Linked DNA regions of Homo sapiens: region 1 is linked to region 2. Evidence: read pairs that join two places in POLR2A ChIA-PET (ENCODE). Cell type or tissue: MCF 10A. All regions are shown on one strand. Links, peaks and the distances in the headings refer to the core of each region. The heading gives the core; the rest is flanking DNA. Region 1 has its middle 7.7 kb from the start of LINC00309. Region 2 has its middle 4.8 kb from the start of AFTPH-DT.

Region 1 (2,922 bases), core at 292-2,791, 310 kb after region 2:
GTCAATTTAGATTTAGAAAAAATAATAAAGCTCCAGTCTCATGCCTGTGAATGAATGGGGAGTAGAGAAAGGGATTTTTTTTAGTACCTGAAAAGTTCCAGCAAAACTAAGCTTCATTGCTGAGGGTGTGTCAGCTGTTCAGGGCAACACCCTTCCTGCAGTTCGGGAGTACAAGAGCACAGACGTCAAGTATTATTTGGTGACAAGAATAGAACATTATTCTGAGCAAAAAAGTGTTATTCAAATTCTACCAAAGCACACAGATGCTGTGACATGGTAATTATTCTAAGAGTGATTAATTTAGAAATTACCTAACCTTTTTGGTTTCTATTTTCGATGACATTTGTAATCTAAATGAGCAACAAACCTGTGCCTCTCCAGCTTTTACATCAAACTCCAAACCTGATTTCCACTTTTATTTTAGGATCAGCAACTCATTTATTAGCGTCAGTCTGTATCTCAGAGATATAAGGCCATTCTAGGGCCAGGTGATCTGCAGACAAGGAATGGAGAAGTAAGAGAAATTACTGCTATCGTTTTCGAGCAAAGCAGGAGAGTAACACATCACCATTTGACTGTCCCCTTCCTCTCCCGTGCTGCCCCTAGAGATCTGAGCAGAAGAGGAGGTCATAGAATGGCTGATCTTTGCTGAGGGTTGGGACTTTGGCCTCTTCTTGTGAATCAACAAAATAATCAATCCAGCATTGGTTGTACTTAATTAAGTTTTAGATCCTCAGCAGATCTGCTTATTAATCCATTCTTTTGCAATAATTTTTCTAGCATCTGCCTCTACTGGGCTCTGTGTTAAACTACGGGTATACACAGAATCATCAGAAAGGGGCCCCATTCTCAAAGAACTTACCATCCAGTGATACTGGTATTAGTTTCAGTTATAGGAATAAGCAGCATGCATTTAGGAAATGACTGACAGGAAATATGTACAAATGATCATAATGGTTAGATGAAATTATGGGTAATTTTTAAAACTTCCCCAAATTCCTACAATGTTATCATATTCCTATAATTATATTCATCTAATGGTTTGAATTTAAAAATACAACAGTAATCTCAAGCCCTAGTATTGAAATTGAGTGATGAATTTTTATTTCTTCAAATAAAACTACTTTAAGTAATATAACCTCCATTATAAATTGTAAAAGTTACTTTTTATAAACAGACGTCAACTATTTAATCATAACACAGATTCTATCTATCATAGCATAACACAGTTATTACAGCAAATCCACTTAAGTCTTCCTGGGACAAGGGAAAAGGGCATAGGTGAAAACCACAGAATAAAATATCTTGGACTATTTTAGGCCTTCCAATGAGGGCAGTGAGATGAATGGCCCTTTTTAACCTCTATACAAACCATGTTGTCATTTACCATGCACCTATGATGTAGTGGCTAGGCTTACCAGAAAACACTCTTAAGCAGCCTCAGAAATGTTGAGTCATTCGTACATGTAATCTACCTCATAATACTGAGAAAAGTACTTGAAATGTCTCAAAAAGAGAAGCATTAGTACAAACTTGTAACAGCTACAGTGGTCATCAGACCCGGACCAACTGTAGTCAATGGTTTTACCCACAAGCCAACTTGTGAGTCAGAATCCCACTTGTTTTCAGCTGAAAACACAGGTGATAGGAATTCAAGCCCTCTACCCAGTGCTATGAACACTGTGAGTACTCTCCAGATGGGAGCTATGGGTATTGTCCTTCAAAGATACAGAATAAATGTTGAGGTGTCGTTTTGACCATGAAACCTGATCAGTTCTATGCTTTAGCTACATGCCTTTCTGATGCCTTCAGAGTACAAATACCCAGATGGTTTGAGTATTTAAAAGGAGGCTTATCAAAAAAAAAAAAAAAAAAAAAAAGAAGGGTTGAAAAGAAAAGGCACTTATTGAGTTCTTCAAAAACAACAGTTGAAGTGAATAAACTGTCATGGGTGCTTTTAATATGTAAATTTGCAAAGTCATATGCTTATTTCTGTTATCAGGAAGTAAGTGAAAAAATTCCTTTTAAATTCACTGAATCAACACAGATATGATGTGTTTTGTTTTGTTTTTTTTTGGGGGGAGTGCGGTTTTTTTGACACAAGTTCTTGCTGTTGCTCAGGCTGGAGTACAGTGACACAATCATAGTTCCCTCTAACCACAAACTCCTGGGCTTAAGCAATCCTACCACCTCAGCCTCTCAAGTAGCTAAGACTACAATGCTATGCCACAAAGCCCAGCTAACTTTTGTATTTTAATTTATTTTATTTTAATTTAATTTTATTTTTTGGTAGAGATGAGGTCTCACTATGTTGCCCAGGCTGGTCTCAAATTCCTGGACTCAAGCAATCTTCCTGTCTCGGGCTCCCAAAGCACAGGGATTATAGGCATGAGCCCGCATGCTGGGCCCACAGATATGATTTTTATAGACTTTTCTCATTTTTGTCGTTCCTGTCTCTGAAGTTCTGAACTTTCATTTATTCAAGCATATTTACTGATTTCCTACCATGTGGCAGACATTGATCTGGTGCTTAGAATACATCAGTGAACAACAACAACAAAAGATCTCTGTCTTTATAGAGGTTACATTCTAGGTAGAAGACATAAAACAAACTATAAACACAATAAGTAAGTAATTTCAGTAGGATATTACATGCGATAAATGCTTTGGGAAAAGGAAATGTTAGACCAGGGTAAGGCATCAGGAGTGCCAGCTGTGGAGAGGGAAGGCAAGTTCAGTTTCAGCTAGGCAGCAGGGGAGGCCTTGCTGAGAAGGTGAGAACTGAGTGAACAGGTGATGAGGATGAGGGGTGGGTCATGTGCTGTGGGGGAAAGTATCCCCGTCTGAGGGAACAGACATAGCTGGGGCATTTGAGGAACAGACATAGCTGGAGTGTTTGAGGAACAGTCAGGAGACCAGTGT
Region 2 (2,922 bases), core at 227-2,726:
TATCAAATTTATTGCATAAATAATAAAAATTACAATTTGGTGTTATAGTACTTCCTGGAGTACTGGATATCTAGAACTTTATGGACATATTCAATGTATCAGGGAAAATATTGAATATTTCAATATTTAATATGTCTTAACCTGTTAAGACAGTATTAATTTTATCCATAAAATTGGAGAGGTAGGGAAGAAACTGCTGTTTGACTACATTATTTCTAAAGGTGCTGAAACTTTTTCAGCAAATTTTTTAAAGGCTCAAATTCTGTATATAAAGTTCTAACAAATTTTATAGAACTTTCCAACGAAAAACTTTTGAAGGATGGGCTTCTGGTAGTGGTAATTGACCTGAATACGTAACATTTAAATCAAAGACCTCAAACTAATTTCCTAGATTTATCTAGACATATTCTTTTGCTACATGAGGACCAGCGTTCCACCCCCTTTGGAGGATTTGACAACAAGGTGCCATCTTGGAAGCAGAGAACAGCACGCACCAAACAACCAAATCTCTTGGCACCTTGATCTTGCACTTCACAGCCCCAAGGACTGAACCTGTACCCACTCATGGGCTTACCACATATGGAGCAATATAGATGGAGTGTTCTCCTGAAGGGAGCTGCAGCCCAACCTTCTTCTTTATTCTAGTCTTCAAGCCTCTCTTTTGGCTCTGAGCAAAGCTTTGAAGGGCTCATTATGTGCTATAATGGTTCCACTATCAACCTGCTATGTTGTGAAATTCAGCCTGATCACCTGGAGAAAACATGACCTTTCTGAGCAACTTGTCTCTCAGGAGAAAAGTCTCCTTTATTTTGAAGGAGATTGGCCTCAGGGCACTGTGGAAGTGATAACTCTATTTCTACTTTTGTCCCTTATTTCAAGGTGAAGAGAAGTGGAAACCTTGCAGTGAGTCATGACAAAAATATATAAAGTAAAACATTAAAATTAATTTCACCTGTTTCTTTTTACTTTTTAAAACTAGCTACTAGAAAATTTTAAATCACAATGTGGCTCACATTATATTTCTATTGTACAATGCTGAACCTTTGTTTAAAACCTACATCTGTCTTTAAATTTGTGTAGTCATAGGATCCAGGGAAATACAATAGAAATAGTTTTCATGCAATTTTAACAGTTGCATGAAGGCAGAGACTTCTGTCTGCTTTATTCATTTCTATATTCCCAACTTCAAGAAAGTGGCCTGGTACATGGTTGATGGCGATACATATTTATTCAGTAAATGACATTCCATTGAATGAGTGGCGTGGGTAGTTCTAGAAAAAAAAATTTAATGTATTTCTGTTTTTTTTGTTTGTTTGTTTGTTTGTTTGTTTGTTTTTTGAGATGGAGTCTCTCTCTTGTTGCCCAGGCTGGAGTGCAGTGGCGCAATCTTGGCTGACTGCAACCTCCACTTCCTGGGTTCAAGCGATTCTCCTGCCTCAGCGTCCCTAGTAGCTGGAATTACGGGTGTGCGCCACCTTGGCCAGCTAATTTTTGTATTTTTAGTACAGACGAGGTTTCACCATGTTGGCCGGTCTGGTCTTGAACTCTGGACCTCAGGTGATCCGCTTGCCTTGGCCTCCCAAAGTGCTGGGATTACAAGCATGAGCCACCACGCCCAGCTGAAAAATTTAATGTATTTTTAATAGCTTTCTTGAGGCTTTGCTATTTATCATGTCTTTCAATTGTTTTATAGTTATACAGGTGTAATATCAATTTATGATCCTATCCTTGATTATTATTTTTGTAATTTTTCTTTTTAAATTAATTAACAATTTACTGAACACCTTTATGCACTCAGCTTCCTCTATTTCTGTGCTGAGGGACTGTAAAGAAACAGGCTTTGGTTCCTGCCCAGAAACAGGAGTTAACAGTCTAGTTGGGGAGACAAGACTGATATACCTGAAACAATTGTCACCTTGAAACTTCTGATTCTATCAAATGGAGAATAATTAAGTGCTGAAGCTGCATAGGATTGACAATAAAAGTAACAAGTTCAAAGAAGAGGAAGATCTGCTGGAATAGTTTGAGAAATGCTTCATTTCAGATATGTGTTTGCCCCAGTGTATCCAATTGTTCTGCTGAGGAGTACTTCTCCAGCTCCTTGAGGCCCCATGCATTAGGCCCTCCCCTTCCCAAAAACCAGCCCTTCCTCTCTGCGGGGGTCCCAGAGGGAGCTTCTCTCAACCCTATAGCTGTTCCAGTAAAGTATGGTTTGTCCAGGCACTGTTCTCATGCTGCAAGTCTTGAATGATCTCAGATGTCTTTGGAGGCTAGGATCTTGTATATAAAGAATTTAGGGATAATCCTCTCATTGTTATTTCTCAGGAGCCCACCACTTTCACTTCAAAGTCTTTAACATGTTCCATGTACCCCTAGCTCCAAAGCTACTCTCCTGGCTATCTCTTCTTCGAGTCTTCATTCAAGTGGCCCCATGAAGAGCACCAGTGGAACTTCCCATTGCCCTTTGGGAACTCCAACCAGATCAATGCCGTGAACCCAGAAGCTGCTCCTGGCCCTGAGATGATGCTCCTTCAAGACTGTCCCAAGCCTGGGCAACACAGGGAGACCCCATCTCTACAAATAATAAAAAAAATTAGCCGGGTGTATTGGCGCACACCTGTGGTCCCAGCTACTTGGGAGGCTGAAGTAAGAGGATCACTTGGGCCTGGGAGGTTGAGGCTGCAGTGAGAAGTGACTGAGCCACTGCACTCTAGCCTGGGGGACACAGTGAGACCCTGTCTCAAAAAAAGACAGTCCCCCACACTTCTCTATTGCAGCCAGGCCTGGGATGCTGACATTGTGCTGTCAGAAAGAGGCAGCTTGGTACATGAACAGGATCAGCTTCAAAGTGGGATCGGCCCAGATATGAACGTTAGCAACATCATAGAACCTTGCAGAGAACTTTCCTCAGCTGCAAAAATC

What was found. Peaks named below come from ENCODE experiments on the same cell type or tissue, not always from the same donor. Only the 100,000 strongest peaks of a DNase experiment are listed, where the experiment ranks them.
Region 1: POLR2A ChIA-PET joins it to region 2 with 5 read pairs; 2 of 35 experiments call an interaction of 5 or more read pairs at or near these places.

The regions. Positions count from the first base shown.
Region 1 is chr2:64,211,700-64,214,621 of GRCh38, reverse strand. No RefSeq gene overlaps it. Among named protein-coding and RNA genes, the nearest start is that of LINC00309, 7.7 kb to the right of the region's middle. In MCF 10A, for the core only: no CTCF peak of the experiment used is centred there; DNase peaks (open chromatin) are centred at 1,531 and 2,131.
Region 2 is chr2:64,517,854-64,520,775 of GRCh38, reverse strand. No RefSeq gene overlaps it. Among named protein-coding and RNA genes, the nearest start is that of AFTPH-DT, 4.8 kb to the left of the region's middle. In MCF 10A, for the core only: no CTCF peak of the experiment used is centred there; no DNase peak of the experiment used is centred there.